3 separate regions of the Homo sapiens genome follow, and all the other regions are linked to region 3. Evidence: read pairs that join two places in POLR2A ChIA-PET (ENCODE). Cell type or tissue: MCF 10A. All regions are shown on one strand.

Region 1 (5,000 bases), 820 kb after region 3:
CTAATGTTTCTTGAGCAGTTATTATTGTCCAGGCACTGGGCTTAGTGCTCTGTAGACGTGACCTCTTTGGTCTTCAGATGCACCTAAGAGGCAGGTGCCCCAGTCAAGATGAGCCAGGTCATACTACAGGAATTACAAAAAAAATTCTAGGTGGCTGCAGACACAAAGGTCTATTTCTTGCTCCTGCTCCATGCATCCATGAATGTGGCAGGGGGAAGAGGTATGGCAAGTTGCAAATCCGAGAAACCAATAAGGTTTGAAAGACTGGGAAGGAACAGAGAAAGGGGTTCAGAGTCTGGAATTCAGGAGGAGGTCAATGAGTCAGTCTGAGGAGAGCTCTGAAAAGATAAGAGGGAGGGGTCAGAGTGAGACCCAGCTATTTGAGATTTCAAAGGTGGAGCAGTAGCCAGCCGAGATGAAAGCTGGGTGCGGCTCTGAGTATAGGTGGCTGCCGCGGAATAAAGCAAAGGTCCCTGGAGTTGAGGAGGTCGAAGGTGGGAAAGAGGGAGCCACACTTCTAGTCTTGGGGAAAAGGGGGTCTGGAAGGATGCAACAAGCCCCTGGTGAAGTACAGTGTAGCTTCTTGGGTTATAAATTTTACCAGGACATGAGATTTGTAAATAATGTTTTAATAGCCAAACCTGGGAATAAAATATAAGATTTCAAAAAAGTGTGTGTGGAGGTCCACATGCCTCTACCGTGGAAAGCTGGAGAAGCACTGGGTTTGAGGGGGCCACTTACCCGTCATAGATGACAGCAAACAGGAGGACTAGAGATGCAAACACCCAAGGACCAGGGTCTTTTCTGATTTCCATCTAATGATGATAATAATAAGAGCTAACAGTTCATGAGAGCTTATTACATGCTAGGCACTGTCCTAAACACTTTAGGTGTATAGCTACTTCAGTCATCTCATGATGTCCTGTAGGGACATACCATTTTTATTCCCATCTTACGAGATGGAAAAAGAAGCCTAGAGGAATTGTGTAAGTTGGCCAACGTGGCATCACTAGTGTAAGTCGCAAGTGGGATTTGAACTCAGGTAAACCAGCTTTAGAACCCATACCCTTAAATGCTGCACTAGTGGTTTTCCAACATGGGTAATCACTAGAATTGCCTGGGGTGGGGTGGGGTGGAGGATTTGTTAAAGCAGGATGTTTGGTCCCTCCCCTAGAGTTTCTGATTCAGTCAGTCTGGAGTGGAGCCCAAGAATTTCCATTTCTAAGAAGTTCCCAGGTGATCATTGAGCAGCTGGTCCCAAGGCTGCACTTTGAGAACCTCTGTTCCGCTTCATACCACCTCGCAAATAGACACACACACCTTCTCTTAGTGCATGGCAGATCCAGCATCTCTTTCCAGATGTGATTACCAAATGTGTGGCAGCAGGTGTATCTGTTTCACAGGAGGGTAGAGGATTAAGGTGTAGGTAGCATTAGGGGACATAAAAGAAGCTCAGTCCTGCTTCTTGGCTTTGAGGTGTGTGGAATATGAAAAAACAAACCATCTCCATGGGGACAGCAAAGTATACAGGTTCCACTTCAGATCCAGAGACAAAGGCATGCAGAGAGGTGAGGTTTTAAGTGGAGTATATTTGGCACAATACGGGGATACTACAGGGCACAGTAGGAAGAGGGAGCAAAGAAGACAGCAGCAATGGGAAAAATGAGCAAGAGTTGGATGTGAGTGGGGTACTGCTGAGGGAGACAGGAGTTGTCTAAAGAGAGCAGTGCTGCAGGAAAGAAATGCAGACAGGCAGTCCCTGGAGATGTTCCTGAAGTTGTTGCTCTCCAGTCCACTTTCAGAATCTTCCCAGCGCAGAAGCTGATGACAAATAAGATAGAAACTGATGCCCAAATAGAAGTGAAAGAGCTTGAGGCTTCTCAGGGAAAAGGAAGAGAAAGAAGTTCAGAGTGAGTCAAAATCAGGTGTTGGCCTCTGCAAAGCCAGCTTTTAAAAGCTTAAATGCCCTTCCCATTCATTCCTTTGCGTGAGTGTGTGGGCCACTGCAGTTTCCCACCCGCCATCTCTCCTGCAGTTTGTGGTCCAGCTTAATTAAGAGTTCTGCTGGTCCATTAGTGTCGTTCACCTCTCTAATTGGGCACCAGCTGTGTTTTCTCTTGACAACGACTCCTTTATGGAACTTCTAAAATGCATTACATGAAAAAACATAACTGTTTCAGGGTTATATGATTATAAAACCAGGAACACTTGTTTTCTATAGAAATGAAGAGTTCATCTTTCTATGTTCCAGAAACTGTTTTTTGAAAAATGGGGAGGGGGAGTATTGAAGGGCGAATTCTCCATTTGTTTATGTTCGGAATATGAACGCTGATTGTGGTTTTGCATAATCACAGGTGTTGGTGCATAAAGACTTGGGAAGTTTCCTGGCAGAAAAGTGAGACTTGAGAAATTGAACCATGAATGGCTCCATTTACGAACAGCCACCGATGATTGACAGAATGACTATTAGTAGCTAATATTAGCTGAGCTCTTCCTATGGGCTTAACCCTATGCCAAGCACTTGACATAGATTACCTTGTTTAAACCTGGCTGTTGCCTTATGGCCTTATTAGATGGGGGCAATTACTTTCCCCATTTTCACAGATCAGAAAACCGAGTCCAAGGAAGATGAAATAATTCATGTTTAAGGTCACACAACTCAACATGCAGTGGCTGAAGTGGAACTGAAACTCAGGTCTGTCCCATGCCAAAATTCCTTTCTGGTTCTCTCCAACTAAACAATGCAATTAACTGGTGGAGCTAAAGTGCTCTGCTTGCAACAATTGCAAATATCAACAACAATCTCCCCTAACATTGGTACAGAGCTTCCAAGTCACCAAGTTCATTTATGTTTGCTGCCTCATGTGATATGACAGCCCTGTTGGAGAAACAAAGCAGTTACCATAATCCTATATTACAGATAAGAGAACTGATCTAGATTCTCAGGGCTAGATTACTTAACCAGGCACACACTACCAGTAAAGAATGGAGTCAGACCTTTCTAATTCCTAATCCAAATCTAGTGTCCATATCGCTACTTCCTACCCTCTCCCAATGTAGGTTTCTTGCTGAAGAAAGGGAAGATAGACAGACAGATAGGTAGGTAGGTAGGTAGGTAGACAGATGCATAAATAATAGATGAAAGATAGATATTTCCAATTATTCATTTATTCATTTGTGCCTTTATTCATTTAATTAGCTATATTATATTTTTAATTTCCCTATCCTGATCACTTATAAGTTTATTTAGTTGCTGCCTGTCACCCCTCCTTGGAATGTGAGCTCCATGAGAGCTGGCCCTTGTCCCTCTTTTTTTTTTTTTAAATCAACTTTTATTTTAAGTTCCAGGGTACATGTGCAGGATGTGCAGGTTTGTTACCTAGGTAAACGTGTGTCATAGTGATTTGTCGCACAGATCAACCCATCACCTAGGTATTAAGCCCAGCATGCATTAGCTATTCTTCCTGCTCTCCTTCCCCTCACCCCAACCCCGATAGGCCCCAGTGTGTGTTGTTCCCTCTCATGTGTCCATGTGTTCTCATCTTTCAGCTCTCACTTTTGTAAGTGAGAACATGTTGTGTTTGGTTTTCTGTTCCTGTGTTAGTTTGCTGAGGATAATGGCTTCCGGCTCCATCCATGTCCCAGCAAAGGACATGACCTTGTTCCTTTTTATGGCTGTATAGTATTCCATGGTGTATATGTACCACATTTTCTTTCTAATATATCATTGATGGGCATCCTTGTCCTTCTTGATAATTATATTTCCAGGTCCCCAATAATGCCTAGAACTTAGAAGATTCTTAATTAACATTTATTGTTGAATCCATTCAAACAACTATTAATTAATTTGCTCAGTAAACGTTTATTAAGTATCTACTATGTGCCCGGCACAGTTAGGTCTGAGAGATACTGCCCTGAAAGAGACAGGTACAGTTCCTACCTCCATGGAGCTTTCATTCTAATAGGGAGGGGAGATTTATTCACAAGTAAATGAGATCATTGCTGCTGATTGGGATTTGCATCATGTGGGGCTTACCAGAGTGATGTGATAGAAAGTTTTTGTTCTAGAGCTGTTCACATGCTACTGAGCCAGACCTTGCAGCCCCCGAGGCAGTTTCCATCTCACATGATTAGTAGGGGCTTTACAAACTCAGAGACAATGCAGTTAACTCAGAGTGGGAGGGATTGGGTGGGGAGGAATCAGGGAAGGCTTCCTGAAGAAGAAGCATCCCAGTGGTTTTAAAGACGACTAGAAGTTCTCCGGGAAAGGGGTGGGGAATATTCTAGGCCTGTGCAAGGACAGGTGGCAGAAGGCCAGTGGGCACACTGCAAGGGGTGACTGAGCCTTAGTGTGAGGTGGGAAGAAAAGAGGTGAGGGAGACGGGCATGAATCAGGTCCAGAAGCACCCTGTTAGGATGGTTAGTTTTATGTGTCAACTTGACTAGGCTATAGTACCCAGATATTCAACCAAACACTAATCCAGGTGTGCTGAGAAGGTATTTTGTGAATATGGTTAATACCTAAAATCAGTTGACTTTAAGTAAAGAAGATTGTCCTCAATCACATGAGTGGGCCTCAGTCAGTCCATTGATAGGCCTTAAGAGCAAGACTGAGATTTCCCTGAGAGAGAAAGAATTCAGCTTGTGAACTGCAGCTTCAGCTCTGCCCAAGAGTTTCCAACTGGCTGACCTGCCCTGCATATATCAGAAATGTCTAGCAAGATCCCACAACTACAGAAGCTAATTCCTTGAAGTAAATCTCTAGATAGACAGATAGATAGATGATAGATAGATAGATAGATAGATAGATAGATAGATAGACAGACAGATAGAAAGAGAGATAAGATGGATAGATTAGATTATATATAGATTTGATAGATAGGTGGGTAGATAAGATAAATAGATAAATTAGATAGATAAGGCAGATGATAGGTAGATAGACAAGATAGATAGATATAGATAGAAGATAGAAAGATAGATAGATAGATAGATAGATAGAT
Region 2 (5,000 bases), 83 kb before region 3:
CTAAAATACTCACCTGTTGCTCCAATTCTCCAACAGCATCATTTGGAGGAGAGCTCAATATTTCTTTACTCATCAACTAGGAAATTAAAATAATAAAATTAAGTATAACAATGTGATGTTTATGAAGTAAAATATATTTTCTTGAAAGGATAGTAAAATGATTTATATTTAGCTTTTCCTTGCCTTAATTTGAGGATCCTTAGAACGCTATTCAGATAAAAACTTTATTAGAGCCTTAACTTAATAACACAAATTCAAGCATATTAGTGAGGACACTATAAGTAAATTGTGCTTTAAATACATAGATATATTCAAAATACTTGTGTACTGACAAATTTCAATACAAGTCCTAAAAGACATATTACTGATAAAGAGTGAACACATTAAATAATTTTTAAAGGGATTCATATACATTATAAGTTAATACTTTTTTAATGCAGCCTTTTTGAGAAGTCATTTTAAAAGTAGGAGTTACGATTATATGAAAAAAAGATCCTGTAAAATAACTCTGAGATGAAAGGCAGATTTACTTATGTACAGGGATACTCTGAATCCAAACCAACAATGCAAACTCAGGGAGTACAGACTACAAAAGTCCTGTATGACGTCTCCCTCTAAGTCATGCCCCTTCCAAAGTCTGCTTTTCCTGAAGTCTCCTCTGCAATCCATCTCAGCCTTTTAGGCTGATATTAAGAATCAACTCTGCACCACATTAATTCTGAATCCTTCCTGGCTCAACTTAGATAACTAGACTAGCTTTAATCCAACTTACCTGGTAAAACTAAACCTAAGTACCACCATATTTGCTCACAGATCTAACATTTTGAAAATGCATATGGTATATATAAATGAAAAATTCAGGAAAGATTGTTATAACTGGAAGAAAAAAAAGAAAAAAGAAAAACTCCTGTCTGGTCAGAGACTGTTCTGGTCAGAGACTGTTTATCCTGCGTTTCCTGCTTAGTTGAAGTTATTTAAAGGAAGGGTCCCCAACCCCCAGGCCATGGACTGGCACCAGTCCATGGCCTGTTAAAACTGGGCTGCACAGAAGCAGGTGAGTGGCAGGCAAGAGAGCATTATCACCTGGACTCCACCTGCTGATAGATCAGCGGCAGCATTAGATTCTCATAGGAGCAAAAACCCCACTGTGAACGCTTCTTACGTGAATCTAATGCCTGATTATCTGAGGTGGAACAGTTTCATCCCAAAACCTTCCCCCTGCCCGCCACCCCGGGTCTGTGGAAAAATTGTCTTCCACAAAACTGGTCCCTGGTGCCAAAAAGGTTGAGGACCACTGATTTAAAGAGACTTGATAATATTAATTTATTAACCAGCTTTTAAAATGCAGAGGTACTAAAATTGGGCTTAAAGGCCTTTTAAAATATTTTTGGGGGTAAAAAAGGAAGACCCACTAGCTAAGGGGAAGTAAACTTACAACAAAGAGCAAGTTTTTAAAAAAGAAAAGCATAAAGTATGAAAAGTTTTGTATAATTTGGTTTAGGATTTTTATACTCATAGGAACATGATATAACTTACCTCTTGAATAGCAGTCATGACCACATGTTGAACAGACTCTTCCAGTGTCATTATATTTTGAATATGTTCTATGATTTAAAAAAATCAAATCTGAAAAAAATCTACTCTTTACACATAGTACCTTAGCCATCAAATTAATAGACTATAAAAATTCATCTACCCACAGATAATCCTTTATGTAAATACATTATTTGTCCACCAGTATGTCTTCCTTCCTCACCAAGATAAACTGAGTATTGTTAAGCAAATGAATTCATTCTTTCAAGATTGAGATTGTTGCAGTCAGTACCTTGAAATCATTTTAAAAATCAATTCATACAGCAAAATACAAAAGTGTGAAAGCTTTTAAAAAGTTATGTATCTAGGAATTGAATTCCTTTTAAAACTGGACAAAATTGCTCAATAGTGCTTAGAAGTAAATTATGAAAATATTACATATAATATTAAAATTTTTAGGATGCAACAAAATAATCACTTTAAGGCAAAATTACCACTTAAAATGTCAATTATAGCTTAGAAAAGGAACAGCTGATTAATTCACAAGAAAAACGTATGAGATAAAAGAGGACAACAAAACTAAATAGTAAAAACAAAATAGAATCAAAGCCAAAAGTTGGCTCTTTAAAAAAGACTAACGAAACTTACAAACCTGGTTAAGATTAATTAAGCAAAAATAAGTTACAAATAACCAGCAATGAAAATATTAACAAAGCATTAATCAATGAAAAAATAAAAATAATCACGATTACAACAAAAAATTACTAGATTTATAAATAAATTACTACTTGTCAATTTGTGATTAAATATTTAGAGAAGTTTTAACCTTCCATGAGCAAATGTCCCTGCTTTTATGAAAAACCCAATATACAGATCTTTAACTTTATTTATAAGTGAGAAATAAAAGCCTACAGAGAAGTACTGGCTTGTCCTAGAAAAAAACTTCTAGTAAATAGTAGAGATGGACTAATATAAAAATTCTCTGACACCTAGTCACTGTCCTTTTATAATTGATAAACTACAATTAATTTCATGTATTTTGTTTTATTTTTCTCCTTTCAGAGTTTGTAGGTAAATTTATCCCAGCTTATATCCTTTCTTCATTAGTCAGACAATGTTGAATGTTTTCCAAGGCCCTGGCTTGAAGTATTTGCATTTTGCAAACTTAAGCACTCAACATTATTCTTTCATAAAGGTGGTGTACTAAGAACAAGTTTGGATGAATCATGCAAAAAAACATCAGCGTCAAAAGTCTCACCACCGAAACGGATTAAAGCCCTCAAGGGAAGGAGGTCTGGGCCTGTTCAGTTCATCATTCATCATTACATGCAACCAAATATGATCCTTTTGTACTCAGCAAAATATGGATCACTGTGTTTGGATATACCAATATAATGCATCAATTCCATTTATATCATTAGACCACTTATCTGGAGGATATATTGGACAGATATGCTTCTGAATGGAGCAGAATATTATCTGAAGAAACTTGAATTATAAATTAGTAGCTGAATATTTATTTATGAAAACTGAATCCACATAAGGTTCTTACATGTAAAATAGACATAATGTATCAAATGAATAAGTACAATTTTTATTGACTATCCACTAAGTCTTATGTACTGGGTATATTAAACTAATTAAACTAAAATACATCTAATTTAGCCACTGAATATGAATATCAGAATCCAGGTACAAATAGGACACTCAAGGTATGCCACTTTTCAACGACAGAGTTGGGCTAGAATTCAGATCTTCTGGTTTACGTTTCAGGGTGCTTTCTGCCAAGCTTTAATAGTATGATTTAATGCTAGCTTATATAGCAATGTAGAAAGTTTCTAGAAAGTAGAAATCCTCAAATGATTGAAATTCACTTACCTTGCTTCTTTTCACAGTTGATCGCACAACCTAAAATAAGCTGGAGCAACCTCCCAAGCTCCACTGGATCTGAACATTCGGTTATTTGGTTTAAATCAGGGATAAGTGCTTCTGAAATCTGCTGCCCCAAAAACTACAATATTAAAATAAATTAGATCACTCATTTATGTCGGCTGCAAAGAATTTGCTACATTTAATATTACAATGAAAATAAATTATAAATTCACGAAACAACTCAGATAAAATAACAAATGACAAATAAATAATTATTAAAACCAGTTAGCAATGTTCAGGCAACATTCCAAAATTCTGAGTAACCAACCAAAAGCACTATATTTCCTTTTGGTTTCACATCAAATATCCTTTGATTTCACTGTCAGAGAGAAGAATTTAACTTAAGAAGCACTTGGCCTAGTCTACTATGATAAAACTTATGCCTGTCCATTAAATAATAAGCATATGTTAAGCCAAAGAATATTCATAATATTTTCATATATAATCAATTAACAGAGAAACACAATGTAAATCACTGTACTTTTACAAATGAGCAACAAATCTAATGGATTAATTTTTTTTCCTGGTCTTATCTTTCTTTTTCTTATTTTTTAGCTGATTAAAAGGGTTCTTGGCATTAAAACAGCTTCAGAATTAGTTTTAGGTATTTAATAAATTGAAAAATTTTAGAGAATATTAAACATTTTGGGAAGAAATTACAAGTTTAATTGTGTGACGACTTTAAAGAATAGAAACAAAAATTCTTTAATGGAAAAGTCATTCAAAAGCTGCCAATCATTCAGCAATAAACTCTCTTATATCAAAAACCCTACTAGAGAACTTGTTATGATGCTGAATAAGAAAAAACAAAACTATTTGACTAATGTACTATCTAAAGTGACTTTATAATACTACTTTTATTTTGCATTTTTTCCAATTTACTTGTATGAGCATAATCTCATTTATGTCTTTGCTACTGTTTACGCTGGGAAGAAATGTCAAAATATTGCTTTAAATAGAAAATTATTTCAATTAATTATAAAGTCTACTTTATAGTATTGCACAAAATCAAATATATTAAAGATGAAGGTAATTCTACTTGAAAATCAATTCGGAGAGTATCAATACCTAAGCAATGTTATCTTACAAATCAATATATCCAAGCTTATTTTCACAAATGAGCATTCTATAAAAATGACAATAAAACATGTTCTAATTATGACTTACATTCCAGTAAAATATTATAAACAAAAAACCAAGTGATTTTTCAGTCTTAAAGTAATTTTCGTATAGCATGATGCATTTAAACAAAGTCAGATGGTTTTCATACCTCATGATAATAACTCATAATTCCTTGAAGGACCTTCTTTACATTACTGGCCTAATGTGAAAAAAATAAGAGATTCTTATTTCAGATTAATAATGAAAGAAAAGTTATGTCAGCATGAAAGACAATAAAAACTTTCCCCTAATTAAAAAGAACAACAAAAACATTATAATAGAGTTCTATAAATACAAACACATGATGCTTTTTAACCATCAGAGATTTAATCAGTGTTTAGTTAAGTAGGGTGATTCTATTTAAAGTGGGTCAC
Region 3 (5,000 bases):
TCGGATCAATATATATTAAAATGTTAACAGGTTGGATAGCATGGGTAACAATTTTTTTTTCTTGTCAAGTTGCTTATTGTGTTTTCTAAATTTTCTACAGTGGCATATATTAATTTTGTATTTGTAGGGAAAACATGTAATGCCATATATATATATATATATATATATATATATATATATATATATATATTTAAAGTTATGCTTATAAAGACAGTCAAAATGACTCGGGCTCACCTTCCCCTTTCCTGAAAGGCAGGGCTCATTATGGGTCCCTGACACAACGTGGAGAATACCCTGAGAATCAGTGCTGTCATCAGAAACAGCACTGCTGAGTTTTTCAATTTCTCCAAATAATTAACATAAAACTGAAATCTCATGATCCCACTTGGCTGCAGGAAATCTGAAATTACCACAACATAACAATATGAATTTAGTATGGAAATGCTGACACATGCTAAATATAGTCACCCCCACAATATATTTCTGTTCCAAAGGGTTTATTTGAAGTTGGCCTCCAAATTCATACTTTTTGTCAGCAGGCAGGAGCCGGACAATCTTAATTTGCAGCACGCTACCCTCTTTGTTTGAGAGTCTAGACAGCACAATTAATACAGTGACTTTTCTTTTTCCTTTTGCCCACACAATGAAAGCTTTTTAAAAACAAAATATTTTGTAAAATAGCATTTTAATCACTTCTTTTCTTTCTCTCTATAAGGCAGAGCTATAAATAAACCATGAAAGTTCACATTTGATCATCACTTCTGAAAGCAAGTGAAGGGTTTCTGGAGGAAAAAATAGGGGCCCTGTACCACGGCCATGAAAGACTGCATTCATGGGTTTGACCCTTCCCTGGTGTGTCGAGGCTGAGATACTAATCAGCACACACTGCTCACCACTTCTCTTGTGGCAGCACTGGCAACAGCCAGGCCTGCATGTGGCCAGGGGAAACACCCAATTCTCACTGTAATGACCTGGCCTGGGAGCTACCAAAGGGCTGTAGGCCATGTTGGAGTGAGTTACCAGGGAAATGAGGTTAAAGGAAGCCATGGGTTCTTCAGTACCCTTGGAAAAGATGTGGATTCCATGAGTGGTAGACTTACTGATGTTGGCAATTTTGGGAGCAGAAGATCTAGTACCTTCTCCCCTACCCTGAGGAAGGGGAATAATGGGCTTAAGCCTTTTGGGGAAGACTGTCAGTAGTCTAGCCCAAGGTACTACAGGGCACTGCAAGCTGGGCAATTCCAGAGTCACCATCTATAGGGGAGAATATAGCAGAACTTAGTGTGGTGGAAACAAGCTATATATGAACTCCCAGAAGGCAGAAATCACATCACTGTAGGCCTAATGTCTAGCACAGTCCTAGCACTTACAGGTGCTTGGTTAGTGTTTGCAGAGTTGCCAAAGGAAAAAGTGATGGCAGTGTTTCTTAAGTGGCATCCATAAACTCCAGGGAATTCTCATTAAGATTCCAGAAGAAAATACTGGAAGTGCCATTTATATGACTTTTTTTGGTCTTAAGAAATTAATTACACTTTACCAGCATTTAATATATGGATTGTTACTAGACAATTTATCAGTTTGGCCACACATCAGTCAGTCATGAGTCACATAAGATGTGTGAGGTTCTTGTGAGGAGAGTGGGAGCTCTCCAACTCCAGGGATGGCCCTATGGCACTCCCTTATATGTCCTCAGCTTCCAGAATTGCTACATGTTGTCGTTTGCATGTTCCAGGTTAGTGATTAATAGGTATTAACTAGTTTAAACTAACCCTCACAAAATGGACAAGCAGCTAAAAAAGATTCAGTCAATGGATTTGCACGTGATGGAGATAATTATCACCAGTTCACCATTCAGATTCAAGTAAACAAGAAAATGGTGATGTATTTACTCAGTACTAGCTCCTCATATTGTAAGGTAAAAACAATGAAGACCTAGTCAAATAAGACAAGGATTGGGAAAATAATCAAAATTATCAAGAAGATTGCCTTAGATTTCGATACATAGGCACATACAAAATCATTTAAAAATCATCAAAAATCATTTTAAAATTATTAAAAACACACCTGGCCATAGACATATAGTGTACTTTTACATGTTGCTAATATTAGCATGAAGCCATCATGACAGGTAAACACATTGGAAATACTTTGGTTCAGCTATATTTCACTTGTTTTATAGAGTAAATAATCTATGAACACAGTATAGCACATCATGCTTTTTCATAAATAGGTTTTCATGTACTGAGGATGCATACTCAAAATTTATTTTAACTGATGGGGGTATATGGTTAAAAAACACTGTGGTGTCTGTTGACTTAGGGGCCGACTACCACTGCCATTGCCATTTTACTGGTTTAAGCTTTGTACTCTGTGCTGTGCTGATTATTTTAAGTACATGATCTTTTTAACCCTCAAAAGGACATTAGGACACAGATCATCTATCACCACTTTGTGAATAAAGGAACTGAAAATAGAGAGAATATAAGTAATTTTCCCAAGGTCATAAAGCCATTATGTAGTAAAACCAGAATTCAAGCCCACTTCTGACTCCAGGCCATTGCAAACCCTACATTCGGACTCAGTGGTACCATTCTCCCTGTCATGAAAACAGCCTGATTCTTGAGTGCCCTAGGCTGGAGTTCAAATCCTACTTCTGCTGCTTATTAGCAGGTGTGATTACCTGGAGTGAGACGAGCACGTGTGTATCAGTGAGATGCATCAATACAGGACACTGTACCTTTTTTTTTTTTACAGATGCTGACACATAGCTCTAAAATACAGGAATCTGCCTTCCTGAGGAACTCTGACTCATTTGACTGGAACAACAAGTTCACATGCTAATGTGTGGGCTGAGGCACGTGACCCCTCCATAGAAAAACAGAAAATATATCAATGTGACTTTCCTTCAACACGCATTAAGAAATGGCTAGTTGTTCTCTTATTTATTTTGCTTTCTTTTCCTTTTGACACAGTCATCTTTTGACCTGCACCTGGTATTCTGTGTAACCCCCATGAATTGGAGACAAAAATATCAATTGAGAAGCAGGAAGGGATGAGAGAAAAAGAGAGTGGGAGAGGTCTTTATCATTACTCATGATATGAAAACTGGCACCTCATTTATAATTTTAAGTACACTATGTGCACACATTTACATATCTTTAGAGTGTTGACTATATGGGTGTATACTTCATCAAAATTCATCAAGCTGTACATTAATATCTTTGTATTTCACCTTATGTGTACTATATCTCAATTTAAAGTTTGCAAAAGAAAATGAGAAAACAGAACTGCATGTCAGTATATTTATATTTTATTTTATTTTCAATTATAAAAATGCCTACCAAGAGAAAAAAAAATTTTTAGACGCCCAGTCCTCTAATTTTGACTCTAAAACATACCTCAAATTGGTCTCTTGGTCATAAAGGAGGGGAGGAGTGGAAGCTTTATAATTCTGTAGGAAATGGAGGCATTAGCAGAAAGATACTGGGTTTTAGAGATAAATGGGCTTGGGGTTGGATCCAGGCTCTGCTACTTATCAGATGTGTGAATCAAAGCTCAGTTTTCCCATTTATTAAGTGGGAATAATAATATCTACTCAGTGTTGTTGAAAATTCCAGTATCCCATTCTCTGACCACTACTGCCTAACTGGTCTCTTGACTTCCACTTTGGTTCCCCTTATAGCAGTCAGGACCAGTCTAGGTGATTTTTCAGAAGCAGAGAAAATAAAGGGCAGTGATTAAAATACAGACTGACTATAACAGACTGCCAGAATTTGAAACTGGATTTTTACATTTACTAGCTGTATAATCACGGAATAATTACTTAATTTCTTCATGCCTGTTGCCTCATCAGAAAATGGGGATAAAAATATGCCTTTCATAGGACTGCTATGAGAAGCACGTGAGTTATTTGAGGTAAAACACAACAATGCCAGCATATAGTAAATGCTACATAAACTTTAGATATTTATTATCCCTTTAGCATGCAAGCTCCATGTGGCCAGGGGTGTGTATTGGATTCATGCACCACACCAAGAACTGTGCCTGGCCAGAATAGTTAATCTATAAGGATTTGTTAAATGAATCAATGAATGATTTTACCTCTCTGGGCTGTTTTTACCTACAACACTCCTGACACCAAATGTATGGGTTTTTTCCTCACACTCACCAATTCTCCAACTCTCCTGCCACCAATTGCATGACTTATAATTAAATTTGATTCAATTCTGACACTGACCCCAGTTAGTTAGTGTCAGACCCCACAGCTTCAGGGCTCAGTCCAGCAAGACTGCCCACACTTCAGATGCCAATCACAAGTCCTGGGTCTCCTGTATTTCTGACCAACTGACCGCAAATTGGAGGTTTCCACAAACTCCACCCCCCAAGGCTTGATAATTTGCTAGAATCGGCTTATGGAGTTCAAGACAACGGTTGACTTACTATTACCAGTTTATTATAAAGGATAAAATTCAGGAACAGCCAAATGGAAGAGATACATAGAGCAAGGTATGAGGGGAGGGAGGTGCAGTGGTGCAGTGAGCTTCCATGCCTCCTCCAGGCATGCCATCCTCTCAATACCTCCCTGTGTTCACCAATCCAGAAGCTGTCTAAACCCCATCATTTAGGGGTTTTTATGAAGGTTTCATTACTTAGGTATAATTGAGTAAATCATTGGCCATCGGTGATTGACTCAATCTCTAGCCCCTTTCTCATTCTGGAAGGTCAGGGGAGGGGCTGAAAGTTCAACCCTCTAATCATGCCTTGGTCTTTCTGGTGACCAGCCCCCATCCTGATGCTACGGAGGGGTTCTCAGCCATCAGTCATCTCATTACCATACACATGGAGCTTAATCTAAGCTCCATAAAAGTGAAGTCCTTGGCTTTCCTTTCTTTGAAGTATCCCTAGCTTTTAGCAGGGATTCCAAGAATTTTAGAAGCTGTGTGCCAGGAACTAGGGACAAAGACCAATATTTATTTTTTAACACGTCCTTGCAACAGTGT

What was found. ChIA-PET counts read pairs that join two places held together with the same protein. Peaks named below come from ENCODE experiments on the same cell type or tissue, not always from the same donor. Only the 100,000 strongest peaks of a DNase experiment are listed, where the experiment ranks them.
Region 1: POLR2A ChIA-PET joins it to region 3 with 6 read pairs; 2 of 35 experiments call an interaction of 5 or more read pairs at or near these places.
Region 2: POLR2A ChIA-PET joins it to region 3 with 6 read pairs; 3 of 35 experiments call an interaction of 5 or more read pairs at or near these places.

The regions. Positions count from the first base shown.
Region 1 is chr1:58,924,099-58,929,098 of GRCh38, reverse strand. No RefSeq gene overlaps it. Among named protein-coding and RNA genes, the nearest start is that of LINC02777, 22 kb to the right of the region's middle. In MCF 10A, no CTCF peak of the experiment used is centred here; no DNase peak of the experiment used is centred here.
Region 2 is chr1:59,831,949-59,836,948 of GRCh38, reverse strand. It overlaps HOOK1 (hook microtubule tethering protein 1), which reads right to left. Exons shown (of 22, transcript NM_015888.6): 4 at 4,736-4,786; 5 at 3,412-3,544; 6 at 1,537-1,604; 7 at 14-76. Among named protein-coding and RNA genes, the nearest start is that of HOOK1, 20 kb to the right of the region's middle. In MCF 10A, no CTCF peak of the experiment used is centred here; a DNase peak (open chromatin) is centred at 2,778.
Region 3 is chr1:59,748,658-59,753,657 of GRCh38, reverse strand. All of the region lies in intron 14 of FGGY (FGGY carbohydrate kinase domain containing), which reads right to left. Among named protein-coding and RNA genes, the nearest start is that of MIR4711, 18 kb to the right of the region's middle. RefSeq lists a silencer at 824-913. In MCF 10A, no CTCF peak of the experiment used is centred here; a DNase peak (open chromatin) is centred at 2,827.